Linked DNA regions of Homo sapiens: region 2 is linked to region 1. The links are chromatin contacts, found by Hi-C in ENCODE. All regions are on one chromosome and are shown on one strand. The core of a region is the stretch at or near the end of the contact, and the rest is flanking DNA. Distances in the headings are between cores, read along the strand shown. Region 1 holds the start of BRWD1 (bromodomain and WD repeat domain containing 1). Region 2 holds the start of MX2 (MX dynamin like GTPase 2).

What was found. Hi-C counts contacts between places; a loop is a spot of excess contacts on that map. Pooled maps may share reads with other maps.
Region 2: a loop to region 1 is called in a pooled map, with 7 times the contacts of the local background. The contact joins the promoter of MX2 here to the promoter of BRWD1 in region 1. A Hi-C loop is called at or near these places in 2 of 37 single-sample maps with no recorded cell type and 6 of 50 pooled maps.

Annotation. Positions count from the first base shown.
Region 1 is chr21:39,309,952-39,316,403 of GRCh38, reverse strand. It overlaps BRWD1 (bromodomain and WD repeat domain containing 1), which reads left to right and starts at 2,772. Exons shown (of 41, transcript NM_033656.4): 1 at 2,772-2,961; 2 at 3,105-3,163; 3 at 3,303-3,332; 4 at 3,504-3,563. The coding sequence starts at 2,913. It overlaps BRWD1-AS2 (BRWD1 antisense RNA 2), which reads right to left and starts at 2,497. Exons shown (of 1, transcript NR_111942.1): 1 at 1,489-2,497. BRWD1-AS1 (BRWD1 antisense RNA 1) reads right to left here and starts at 697. Exons shown (of 3, transcript NR_046655.1): 1 at 589-697. RefSeq lists enhancers at 589-1,283, 1,284-1,979 and silencers at 2,289-2,458, 2,709-2,818, 2,889-2,948, 3,059-3,308, 3,499-3,578 and 1 more.
Region 2 is chr21:41,358,105-41,364,756 of GRCh38, reverse strand. It overlaps MX2 (MX dynamin like GTPase 2), which reads right to left and starts at 2,730. Exons shown (of 14, transcript NM_002463.2): 1 at 2,702-2,730. RefSeq lists a silencer at 147-196 and enhancers at 2,186-3,025, 3,046-3,305, 4,588-5,391, 6,213-6,512.

The sequences.
Region 1 (6,452 bases), core at 1,523-4,022:
TCATCTATGCACTGTAACTTCAAATAATCAAGTTGTTGCAAGCAGTTACTCATCTTAACAATCTAGCTACCAGCCTGTATGCCCTACCTTATTTGTTGGCACAACCTTGGAAAGCCCCAAACGAGATTTTTGTGGTTTTTATTTCACCCCAACTTCATCTTGCAGATTTACTGTCCTACATACTTCTGATCTTGTCTCTTCTCTATCCTTATGACCAACGCCCTCATGCATCATTTCTTTTCTATTTCAGGGGTATGTTAAGTGCCTCTTGGTCTTAACTTTCTCAAATCCATCCTAAAATAGAAAATGATTCCTTCCTGGCTTAGAATCTTTCAATTGCTCCCAATTTCAACTTCTGACATCATGGTCCCATCCTCTCCAAAGTCACCCCAAGTAGTCATACTAAACTTCTGGTTCCTTAAACTAGAAATCATATTCATGTCTTGGCCCTCTGTTGTTTGTATGTGCGAAATCCCTTTCCACACATTGTAGCCTGGATAACCCAAACTTCCCTAACATTTCCCCCACGCACAGGCAAGCTGATCTTCTGATATATCTCTGCCCTAAATCGTGTCATTATTTGCTTACATCTGTTTCCCCTAAGAGACGCTGAAGTCTTTGATGGCAAAGCTGTGGCTCATTCCTTTTTTTTTTTTAATCTCCATCACTTGTTAGTGCTTGCTGAATTAACAGATGTAAGGAGTTAACTTACTGTTGCACTAGCTCAAACATATTTAGATTGTTACCTCACAAATAGCTTTTTTTTTTTGGAGACGGAGTCTCGCCTTGTCGCCCAGGCTGGAGTGCAGTGGCGCGATCTCGGTTCACTGCAGCCTCCGCCTCCGGGGTTCAAGCGATTCTCCTGCCTCAGCCTCTCAAGTAGCTGGGACTAGAGGCGCGCACTGCCACACCTGGCTAATTTTTTTATTTTTAGTAGAGACGGGGGTTTCACTATGTTGGCCAGGATGGTCTTGATTTCCTGACCTCGTGATCCGCCTGCCTCGGCCTCCCAAAGTGCTTGGGACTACAGGCGTGAGCCACCATACCCGACAGCCTCACAGATATCTATGTCCATTTATAAATATATATAAAAGCTTTTGGCCAGGCGCAGTGGCTCATGCATGTAATCCCCAGCACTTCGGGAGGCCAAGGCGGGTGGATCACCTGAGGCCAGGAGTTCGAGACCAGCCTGGCCAACATGGTGAAACCCGTCCCTACTAAAAATATAAAAATATAAAAATTAGCCGGACGTGGTGGCGCTTGCCTGCAATTCCAGCTACTCGGGAGGCTGAGGCACAAGAATCGCTGGAACCCGGGAGGCAGAGGTTGCAGTGAGGTGAGATCGCGCCACTGCACTCCAGCCTGAGAGCAAGACCCTGTCTCAAAATAAATAAAAGCTTTTGCTATTTGGTGTAAATAAAAGCCAACTTGTACACGGTGCTTACTGTATACCAGGAACACAAATTCATTAAATCCTCACAACTTTGAGACAGGCACAAATATTATCTGTTTACTAGTGAGGAATTACCTACGGTTTACTAGTAAGGAACACTGAGACCCACAGGTTGTGACTTGCTCAAGGTCAAGCTGGTGGAGCCAAGACAAGGTGCAGGCAGTGAGTCCTGCCCTAGAGTCTGACCCGAACCACATTTAACGTCTATGTGGTGTGTAGGTTATTGCCATGAGTAAGAATCAGAATTGTTAACGCGCATTCCAGGAAGGCAGGGACACCACTGAGTGTTACTGCTGTACTTTAGGGGCCAGAGCAGGGCAGGCTGGATGCGCGGAGGAAACTCATAGTTAGGTCAGAAGCCTGGCAAGACAAGGGAATTTTCTGGTCGTCGTCCACCTCTCCAACCTCACATCCTACTAGTCTTCCAAGAGGATTCTAACTGCACATGACTCCCTAGTTTCCGGCTTCTCTTCCTAAGGAGGGTCTGCGGCCCGTCTGCACCACCCTCTCCCCACAGTCCCGTTTTCCTGTCCATGCTTGGATGGATCCAGCCGAGCCGTCAGCCGCAGCTGCGCGCTGCTCCCCCGACTCGCACCCCCTCGGCGAAGCGCTGCATTTTATGTAATTTTCTGCCGGGCTGCTGGCTTGTGGGGGATGTGGCTGGGTCTCGGCAGCCTTCAGCGCCGCAGACGCTCCGGCAACGCCAGCATACGAGGCCCCCGCCCCAGGAGCGCGGGTCCGGGCGGCGTTCCCCTCTGCGGGAGGCGCGGCGAGCCAATCCTCACTTTAAAAGCTTTCCTGTCCTCGAAGCGAGGGGTCTTCCGTGCGGGGCAAGACGCACTGGCCCCAGACGACCGGTCCGTGAAATGACCCTTCCGAGCGACCCGGAGCGGGCGACCTTGCCCAACCCGCGACTCGGGGCCCCTGCGGTCCCGCGTAGAGGACCCAGGTCCCACGGGGGGCGGCGGTGAATCGCCCCCTCTTGTGGCCGCGCTTCCGCCCCCGGCACCCGCCCGCTGCTGGGCCACCCGGCGTCGCGCTGCCGCCTCACAAAGCCCGGGCAGCCGCCTCATTGCGCGCAGGGATTCGGACCACGCGCCCTCCCCTCCCCCACTCGCTGCTGCGGCGCCCAGGTCTTTGCCTCCGCGTCACTTTCTCCTCATCGAGTCCCCGGAGGCAGAGAGCTGAGCGAGGTTCGCCTCCCCGGGCGGGACACGAGCTCCGGTCCTCTCTTGGCGCAAACCCCCGCCCCCCGCGGAGGGACTACTTTTCGTCTCCCGCGGAGGAACTACTTCCTCCCCCGCGGAGGCGTCGGTCCAGGCGGCGCGCACGGTATGGCGGCGGCGGCGGCGGCGGCGGCGCGCGCCTGAGAAGAGGGGACGCCAGCCCGGTCAGGCCTCGGCGCGGCCTACACGCTCCGCTCGCTCGCTCGCTCCCGCCTCCCGCCCCGCGCCCGGCCATGGCGGAGCCGTCGTCCGCCCGACGCCCGGTGCCTCTCATCGAGTCGGGTAAGACGCGAGGCCGTGCCACCCCCGCCCTGGCGCTCCCGGCTGCTTCGGCTTCCCCGGCTCCCCGGGCTCCCCCGGCTCCCCTGGCCCCGTCCCCCTCCCCTCCCCGCCGGGGCTTGACCTGACTCCTTGTCTTCCCGCAGAGCTGTACTTCCTTATCGCCCGGTACCTATCGGCGGGCCCGTGTCGGAGAGCGGCCCAGGTGAGTGCGGGCCCGCGGGCGGCTGCGGACTTGGCGTCCCCAGTGTCCCCGCCGCCGGGGGTCGCGGGTGGTGGGCGGGGGTGAAACGGGAGCGCCCCGGGCCCGACCCCACCCCTGACCGCGCGTCTCTCGGCCGCAGGTGCTGGTGCAGGAGCTGGAGCAGTACCAGGTCTGTGCGCGCCCGTCCCCGCGCTCCCTCGGGTTCCTCCTGCCGACCTTGCCCTGAGGGATGCTCGCCCGCGCCCCCCGCCCGCCGCCCGCCGCCCGCCCCCGGCCCCCCGCCCCCCGCCCCCCCCGCGCCGGAGGGGTGGTCACTCGTGTGCGTTTCGTGTCTTTCCAGTTGTTGCCGAAGAGATTGGACTGGGAGGGCAACGAGCACAACAGGAGCTACGAGGAGTTGGTGAGCATTGGGCACGTTTGCTCCCCGGGTTTTCCGTGCACCGCCCCCCGCCCCCGCCCCTTCCCCTCGCGGGGACCCCGGCCCGTGGGGTGCAAAGTGTGACCCGCACTGGGGGGCGGCCCGGGGATAGCTGCGTTCCCGGCTGAAGATTTTGTTTTGTTTTTGAGGCGGCCAGGTTTGTTTTGGCAGGAAACAGTCATTGGGGGCGGCGCGGGGCGGAGCGGTGGGGGCGACTCGCGGAGGTCCTGCGGCAGGGGTGGGGCTCCAGGTGCGGCCGCCTCTGCGGGGGTGTGGCGTGCGCAGCCAGCCATTCAACTGGGCGGTTTCATTCGCTTCCCCGCTCCACCGCGCTTGTAACTCGCGCTCTGATTGGCCTCGCTGCTCTTGCCCCGCCCGGGTCTGTCCCCCCACTTGTTCCCTAGGAATAGAATCATTGGTCTCTGAAGGTGGAGAAATGTTCTTGTGTTGAGCTTTTTATTTTTTGTTTTGTCAGCAGCGTCATAAAAATCTTGCAGCTGTATGAATATGCCACTGTAGTGCTTGTGCTCCTTTCTACTGTACAATATTTGTTGAACGCAGTAGTTGATTGATGAGTTTCACACTGATCTTGTAGATAACACAATAAAGTGCTTTAAATAGGCACTTTTCTTTTGAGCTCGGTTAATCTTGCATTACAGTCTCATTTCTTTTGTGAACTTGGTTAATGTTTCTATATAACTTGCTTTTATCTATAGTTACAGCAGTTGCAGGGATTCGTTTGTTTTTACTGGAGACATTTTTCAGGAATATATTTTTGCCGTTTCGTTATTAGGATAAAGGAATTCATTAATTGCCAGGCCATATTCAGCATCTTGTATAAGGAAAACAATTGAGAAAGAAAAGAGCTTCTGAGTGATCTTTTACCACAGTTGGAAGACCTGTAACACTTGAGTGGTAGAGTATGGTGGCAAGTGAAAAGAAGAAAAAAAAGTGGTAGAAGATTACTGGTTTTGAATTAGACAACAGAAGAGACCAGAGGATGTGTTATTTCCATGAACAGTTAACACTTGAAGCCTGGTGCAAGTAATAAATAATTTTAATATTTGCTTTCTTAGATTTTGAAGTAAACACTTTAACAGTGGATGTTTTCAAGGGAATGAGTTCTAAAAATTCTGATGGCAATGTGTTGAGTTTGACATTTTGAGATAGTTTATTTTTGTAAACGTTGAGGAAACATTTAAAGGATGCCCTCTTTTAGTTTTCTTCACGGATAATATAGCCTTATCGGTGAAGCGGAAAAGCATTACTGGTTATGACGCTGTTGTCGTGCTACCTGAGAGAAAATAACTTGAAACAAATGTAGTGCTGTAACTACTGGAAAAGTTACTTTTAAAATACATTTATAGGGGCTGGGTGCAGTGGCTCATGGCTGCAATCTCAGCACATTAGGAGGCCGAGGTGGGAGGATCACTTGAGGCCAGGAGTTCAGACCAACTCTTGTCTCCACAAAGAATAAGTAACAGAAAATTAGGCGGCTGTGGTGGTGCGTGCCTGTAGTCCCAGCTATTTCGGAGGCTGAGGCGGAAGGATCACTTGACTCTGGGAGTTTGAGGCTGCATTGAACTATCCTCCTGCCACTGCATTCCAGCCTGGGAGATGGAGCAAGGCCTAGTTTCTTTTTTTTAAAAAAAAAATTTATATAAATTTTTTGGCTTTTGTTGGTAGAATTGCTTAAAACCCTACTTACTATTGTTTAAAATCACTTAAATTCTGTGATAATATGGCTGTGATTTGGCTATGACATATGGCATCTATCATTGCCTCCCTGATTTGGTCTGTCTGGTGGGTGTCCTTTCTTTTTTTACCTTCCTCTCTGCCCTCCAGTCCCCCAGGACTGAGTGATGATGAGCCTCATGTGTAGAGAATTATTCTTTTGTTAATGGTATATGTATCGTTTCTAAACTTTCAAAGTCTTTTAAAAATACCTTATTAAGAAGTATTCCAGGCCAGCTGCGGTGCTAACACCTGTAATCCCAGCACTTTGGCAGGACGCTTGAGGCCAGGAGTTCTAGACCTGCCTAAAGTGAGGTTGAGGATGTAGTGAGCCCTGATCAAGCCACTGTGCTCCAGCCTAGGTGAGCGAGACCCTGTCTCGAAACGCAACAACAAAAAAGAAGTATTTCAGATGTACACAAATGAGAATAATGTAATGCACCGCTGTATATCATCAAATTTGAATAATAATAATTTTTTTTTTTGAGACAGTCTGTTTTGAGGAGCAGCCTCGGCTCACTGCAACCTCTGCCTCCTGGGTTCAAGTGATCCTCCTGCCTCAGCCTCCTCAGTAGCTGGGATTACAGGCACCTGGCTAATTTTTGTATTTTTAGTAGAGATGGGGTTTCACCCTGTTGGCCAGGCTGGTCTCGAACTCCTGACTTCAGGTGATCTGCCTGCCTCTGTGTCCCAAAGTGCTGGGATTACAGGCACCTGGCTAATTTTTATATTTTTAGTGGAGAAGGGGTTTCACCATGTTGGCCAGGCTGGTCTTGAACTCCTAACTTCAGGTGATCTGCCCGCCTCTGTGTCCCAAAGTGCTGGGATTACAGGCGTGAGCCACTGCGCCTGGCCAACAAATTTGAATTTTGAAAGTTACTAACTTGCTATATTTACTTTGGTTTCTGTTTGAGGTATACATATGTTTTAAGAAACTATCAATGGACATCTTCAAACAAAAATAATAGAATAAATGACCCACCCACTAGGTGCCCATTTTCCAACTTCAGTGATTATCAGAGAATGTTGCATATTGTCTGCTCCCTTGTTTTTAAGCAAATTCCAGAAAGCCATTCATTTCACTGGTTAATGTGTTGGAATGTTTTAAGGCAGATTCCAGACACTACATTTCATCTC
Region 2 (6,652 bases), core at 1,481-3,980, 2.0 Mb before region 1:
TTTTGGGACTCACACTGGCTCCCCTTGCTCCTCAGGCTGCAGATTGCTTATTGTGGACCTTGTGATCCTGTAAATTCATACTTAGTAAACTTCCATATATATGTATATATTTATTTTTTTATATTCCATTAGTTCTGTCCCTCTAGAGAACTCTGACTAATACAGGGAGCCTAGTTCAACCCATAACAGGTACGTAGTGACTGAAAGTAGTACAGCAAGAAAATCAGCCCAGGCCCCACCTCCTGCAGCGCTGCCCCGCCCCATCCCTGTCCCTGTCCACGCTTGAGGAGCCGGTGCCTGTCCCCGATGCCCAGGATGTGCTTAGTCCATCTTCCACCAGGGTCCTCAGGAGCCTGAGAGTGTGGTGAAAAGGGCAGCCTGGTCACTGTATTGATTTCTATTGAGGGCTGGAAAAAAACTCCAAAAGTGCAAAGGGGAGGGAGTTTCCCTACATATGCTTAAAGCCATAACTTGGCAATTCCAGAGACCTTTGCAAAGAGAAATCCCTCTTTCCAGGCGCATCACTGGAGAGGAAGGCCCTGCGGGGTGAAGGCCCAGGAAGCTGGTGGTTACCCAGCTTAGGCAGCACTGAGGTGAGGGAGTCCAGGCAGAGGTGGTCAGAAGTCATGGTGAATTCATGACTGACACTCCCTGATGCCCCCGACGAAGGCAGAAGCCTCTGGCTCCAGAATGCTTTTGGGTCTATCATCCCCCCAAATTCTCAAGAGAGCCTGTCCTGCAGATGAGGAAACTGGGCCATGGGGAGATGCTGGAGGCCTTGTGGGGGCCCCAGCCCAGGGCTGGGAATCGGGTCTCCACTGCTGTCTCTGACCTGCACCTGACACTGCATCCCAGGGTGTTGAGATTGGAGGACAAGCACACACATTCCCTGCTGAGTTTGGAAGTTTGACTGAGACTGCCAGGATCACGTAAGCACCCCTGGGAAGGATGGAAATGGCTGTGCCGGACATGGTGGTTCCCGCTGAAGTCTAAGGCAAGCTGCGTCTCCCACACGGGCATAGCCACTATTGCTGGCTTGCAACCAGTCCGAGAGCTCTGCCGGGTCCTGGGCACCAGGGGCCACTCTGCTGTGTCCCTTTGCTCCAGTCCCAATGTCACTCGCATGGTGCAGGGTCATGGCTGACCAAGCACTGGCACTGAATGCGACCTTATCTCCCCGGGCTCACCTCCTTTCTTTTTAAGACCGCTTGTTTTTCACCCACTCAAAGATATATATTGAGCACTAAGTCCTTGAGATACATATCGAGTCAGGCAGACAAAGATCTCTGGGGGAGCTTGCATTCTAGGGCAGGGGCTAAACCTAAATAAAGCTCACATACATCCTGGCCAGACGCAGGGACTCACACCTGTAATCCCAATGCATTGGGAGGCCGAGGCAGGAGGATCACTTGAGCCCGGAAGTTTAAGGCTGCAGTGAGCTATGATGGTACCATTGCACTCCAGCCTGGGAAACAGAGCAGGAAGACCCTGTCTCAAAAAAGAAAAAGAAAAAAAAATTGTACATCCGAAGGGAGTCAAAAGTGCTTCAGGGGTTGGCGCGGGGCTGGGAAGTAGAGCAGAGTAAACGGAGGAGAGGGTGCGAGGAAAGATAGCTTGGAATCCTGATCTTTTTAAACAGCTAGAGACAACATTCTAAACACAAAATGAGAAAGAACAGTGTTCAAAAGGTGTCATCAAAGCCGAATGGGGTGGCTTACGCCTGTAATCCCAGTGCTTTGGGAGGTTGAGGCGTAAGGACTTCTTGAGCCAGTGAGTTTGAGACCAGCCTGGGCAACATAGAGAGCCCCTGTCTCTACAAAAAGAAATAAAATTAACCAGGTGTGGTGGTGCACACCTGTAGTCCCAGCTACTTGGGAGGCTGAGGTGGGAGGATCCCTTGAGCCCGGGAGCTTGAGACTGCAGTGAGCCATGATCACGCCACTGCACTCCAGCCTGGGGAACAGAACGAGAACTTCTCTCAAAAAAAAAAAAAAAAAAAAAAAAAAGAAAAAAAAACTGCGTCATCAATACCACCATGTCTCCTTTCCGCTCTATATCAATTATAAAATGGACTTCAGCCCCCAGAGTGCAGGCGATCCAGGGTGCAGTGGTCCAGAGTGCTGGAGTTGGCCCCTACTGGCTGGGAACTGGCCACGGTGGGAGCATTCACACCATGAGAACGGAAGAGAATCGGCAAAGGCTAGAAATCAGGCACCACCCTCTGCCCTGCCCCGCCCCATGAGAGCCAATTTCCCAGCATATCACCGTCACTAAGGTTACGTCAGAGCATCACAAATACCACAAAAGAAGGAACACTTGAAACCCTCCGAGACGACTTTTCGGGCACAAAGCTCCTTACTCAACCCCCAGACTTTGTAGGACGCTGAGCAAAGCTGTCCTAAAAACCACCCCTTTGCGTCCACCCGACTTTTGGCCAGATCAGGATGGAGGCCACCCTGTCCCCAGGGCCAGCCACTTCCCCTCCAGAGCCTCTTTGTCTGTGCACAAGGCTACTGTGGGCTGGTGGCAACATGGGCCCTTTCTGCTCCTCACACCAGAATCTTATCTTTGTGGCTCCTGCCTCCCAGCACAAGCCACATTCACCAAGCAGATGTCACGTTACTCAGGAAATATTTTTTAAACACGCATCTGCTGTGCATCAGACACAAAGCAGCCCTCCCTGCACCGGCCCCGCTCTTACCGCTGCACGTTCAGGATGGAGAAATCATCTCTTCCCTTTCCTCCACTTCACTTTTATGTGGCATATGAACCACTCCCTCCCCTGCTCCGTCATCAACAAACAGGGAGAGAAATGAAACTACTTGATCTGGCCACAGAAATGAAACTGAGTTATCAGCGTGCTCTCCAGATGACTCACAGAGTGGTCCCCAAACTCCAGCTGCATCCGAATCCTGGGAGAGCTGTGGAGACGGGGCGGCTGTCCCCCCACCCCCGCCAGAGAGTCTGATCTGTCAGGTCTGGGCTGGGCCTGAGAATCAGCATTGCTAACAGATTCCAGGGGAGGCTGGCATGGGGGCAGCTCAGAGTGGCTCAGTCACTGGAAGGTTCTGCCCTGACAGTGCCATCCAGTACCACCTGTGTGGCTCTGAAATGTGACTACTGCGACCAAGGAACTGGACTTCGAACTCCATGTAATTTGAATGAATAGCCACGTGTGGTTCGTGTATCGGGCCTCACAGATGCACTCCTGTTACAGCCGAGGACATGCTCTCAGGTACATGATCTGGACGCTCTGAGCTGTCCTGCTTAGCTTCATGCCTGAGCCGCACCTGACAAATGTCACCTCTCCCCTCATTAGGTGCGGAAAACCCAAAGAAGGAGGGTCAACAGCTTTCTCCAAGCACCCGTGCCTGAGGTCCCCGCCGCAAAACCAAGACGGTTTTCTTCCCATTGGAGATAAGGAGGCCCCAGGACAAACCCCAGGCTCCGGAACTCAGCCCTGAGCCAGCTGCATGTCATCTTTCTGGTCCTCAGTTACTTTTCACCTGCAAAAGTGAAGGTGCACAACCGCATGCTCCCTAAGGCTTCCTGCTCTGTGACCAAAGTCAAGGAGGGCCAGGCATTCCCATCACCAGAGCCAAGAGGTCTGGGAACCTCCAGGAGGAGCCCTCCAGACACCGGGGAGGGGACCAAGCCTCTCAAGGACTGGCAGTGATGGCTGGGAGGGAGGAAGCAGGCTCTCAGCTCTCCTATCCACCCGTGATCCTCTCCCAGACATCAACACTATACGTTTAAAAAAACTCCTGAGCTCCTCTTGGCTAAGTCATTGTAGTGACTTCCCTTGAGTGCAGGCTTAACTTTACGGAAGATATTTAGAAACTTAACATGTTTTTCAAAACCTTGGCATTAGAAATATTAACACCAGGAGATCATCGTCAGGATCACCTATCCCTGAACCACTTCTCTTCCCAAGAGCCCGGGCGGACAGAGGCTGAGGAGTGAGGGGAGGAATGTGAATCTCAGACTTGGCAGCGTGATGTGACATTCGGTTTCACTAGGAATGTCTTTCACAACAGGGCCTGGGCCGGCCTACTGCTTCAAGGAAGGCACAAAGAAAGGCCTCAGAGAAGCCGGACAGAGGGACACGAGCAGCTCGGGCCAGCTCAGGGGACCCTCCACCCTCTGTCAAGGCAGCATCCCCCTCCTGCACGCCCCTCACCAGCAGCCCTGGGAAGGACCAGAGGTGCCTGCGCATGCAAACTTCAAGGACAGGGTTCTTGCGTTCTGAGCACTAAAGCCCTGAGGGTGAATGAATGTCCCACGCAGCATCCAAGCACAGGGGCCGGGGCCAGAAAAGATGCTGCTGCTCAGGCCTCGGTCACAGCCGCTGGGCGGAGCTCTTCCCTCAGCTCCACATCAGGGAGCGTTACAGTGTGCAGCTTGGTAAAGAGGCGAAGTCCAGAAGCCCCAGTGCCCGCCTCCTGCCCTGGCACGCTGACTCTATGGAAAGCGCCAGCGCCTCTGTGTGCTGATGAAGTTCCTGGCCACCTGGAAGCACCTGCAGCACCTGGAGCCATCCAGAGCCAGCATGCATCCACTCTCCCATGGCCTCTCCAATCACAGAAGGAAAGATCAAGCAAATGCTTTCCTGAATTAACAGGACAAAGGCAATGGTGAAGTGCTGTAGACAAGCAGGGTTCTTACCTGGGGTGTGTCCCTCCCAGCAGAGCACAGGAGCAGCGGGTGCACCTTGGAGTGGAACTCCACCCTGTCATTGTCCGTGTGACCTGGCTCTTTGTTTCTTTTTTGTTTGCTTGAGATGGAGTCTCGCTCTGTTGCCCAGGCTGGAGTACAGTGGTGAGATTTCTGCTTACTGCAACCTCGGCCTCCCAGGTTCAAGCAATCCTCCCACCTTAGCCTCCCAAGTAGCTGGGATTATAGGCATGTGCCACCATGCCCAGCTAATTTGTTTTGTATTTTTAGTAGGGATGGGGTTTTACCATGTTGGCCAGGATGGTCATGAACTCCTGACCTCAAGTGATCTGCCCACCTTGGCTTCCCAAAGTGCTGGGAATTTGGTTGTGAGCCACTGCACCCAGACTGGCTGTTTGGTCCTTAGCCTCTCTGTGCCTCACCAGCCCCACTAGGTTAAATCATCATGACCCTGTCACGGGGCGGGTGTGAGGGGTAACCAGCAGGGTCCACAATGCGTAGGAAATGTGACTCTGATGTGGCAAGCCCCCTTGCGTGGTGCCCACCGGTGGGGGACTGGGCTGGGGGCTGGCAGTGCCCAGTGCCTTCAGAGATGGAATGACAATCTCCACACTAAAGACCACATTGTAGGGAAACATCAACAGGAAGTGGAAATGAATGGCAATTCACAGTCCTGTGCCCCGGGTGCGGACGCAGCAGTGAGCTGCAGGGGCAGCAGAGGGCCAAGGGGCCATCACTGGGTAGGAGGGGCCGTCATCACAAGAACTTCACAGCCCAAAGCCGGATCCCCGGGCGATGCCTGGCCAGAAGCTCCCCTGCGGCCTATTCCATGACAGTGAACTAAGATCAACGAAGCTACAAAAACATAGCAATTTCAGCCAGAATAAAAATGTACTGCCCTCCTTTTTTGATACACAGAAACGTCTATGCCTACCTAAGAACTTAGCACTTACAAGGGCCTATATTAGTTTTGTGGGGTTGCCATCACAAAGAACCACACCTGAGTAGCTTAAACAGCAGAGGTCTCTGGTCTCACAGCTCTGGAGGCCAGAAGTACCACATCGAGGTGTCAGGAGGGCTGTGCTCCCTCGGAAGTCTCTAGGGCAGACCCTGTTCCAGGCCTCTGTCCAGCTTCCCGTGGTTTGCTGGTGATTTGGGGTGTTGCTTGGCACACAGATGCATCATCCCAGTCTCTGGGTGGGTGTTTCCAAATTTCTCCTTTTTATAGGGACACCAGTCCTGATGGGTGGGGGCCCACACTACTCTAGGACCTCTTGATCCTTACTGACCGCATCTGCAGTTAACCTGTTTTCAAATAAGGTTGCATTCTGGGGGTTAGGACTTCAGCAGATGAATTTTGGGGGATACAGTTCAGCCCCTACTGGGATCTGAGCCATGACCCCATCCAGTGGTTTGCAGCCTTCCTTGCAGACAACCAGGCTCCCTGAGGGGCCTCTGCCCAGGGCAGGGCTTGCAGGCTGGGTGATGCTCCTCCCTGGGCCAGAGCACTGCTTGGCTCTCAGCAGTCATCAGGTCATTGTATCTCCACTCACAGTGGCCACCCCCTTCTTTGGACAAGGGCTGTCACGCAGCCCACAGCCATGCAGTCCATGGTTTGCTGGGGCCCCTGAGGAAGGGGTTGACATACTCTGGCCTCGCTGACCTGGTGCCTCCCATGTTTGGAGCCATGGGATGTGAGCAGCTGGGGCTGACACATCAGGCCAGGAGCTTGGTGGGGCTTGGAGGCTGGATTTCTGTTCCCTCTCTGGCTTTCATGCCTGACAGGGGACACCCCTTCAGCCTGGCTTTTCACACCTAGGGCTCAGCCGTGGCTGGCCTGTGGCCACATTAACACAAACAAGAAATCAATGCTGTCGTAAGCCACTGAGAATTGGGGCAGTGTGTTACTGTGAGAATGCTGGAATTCGGGGTGCCATGTAGCACCATGTTTTAAAAGGAGTCCTGCCAACAAAAATGC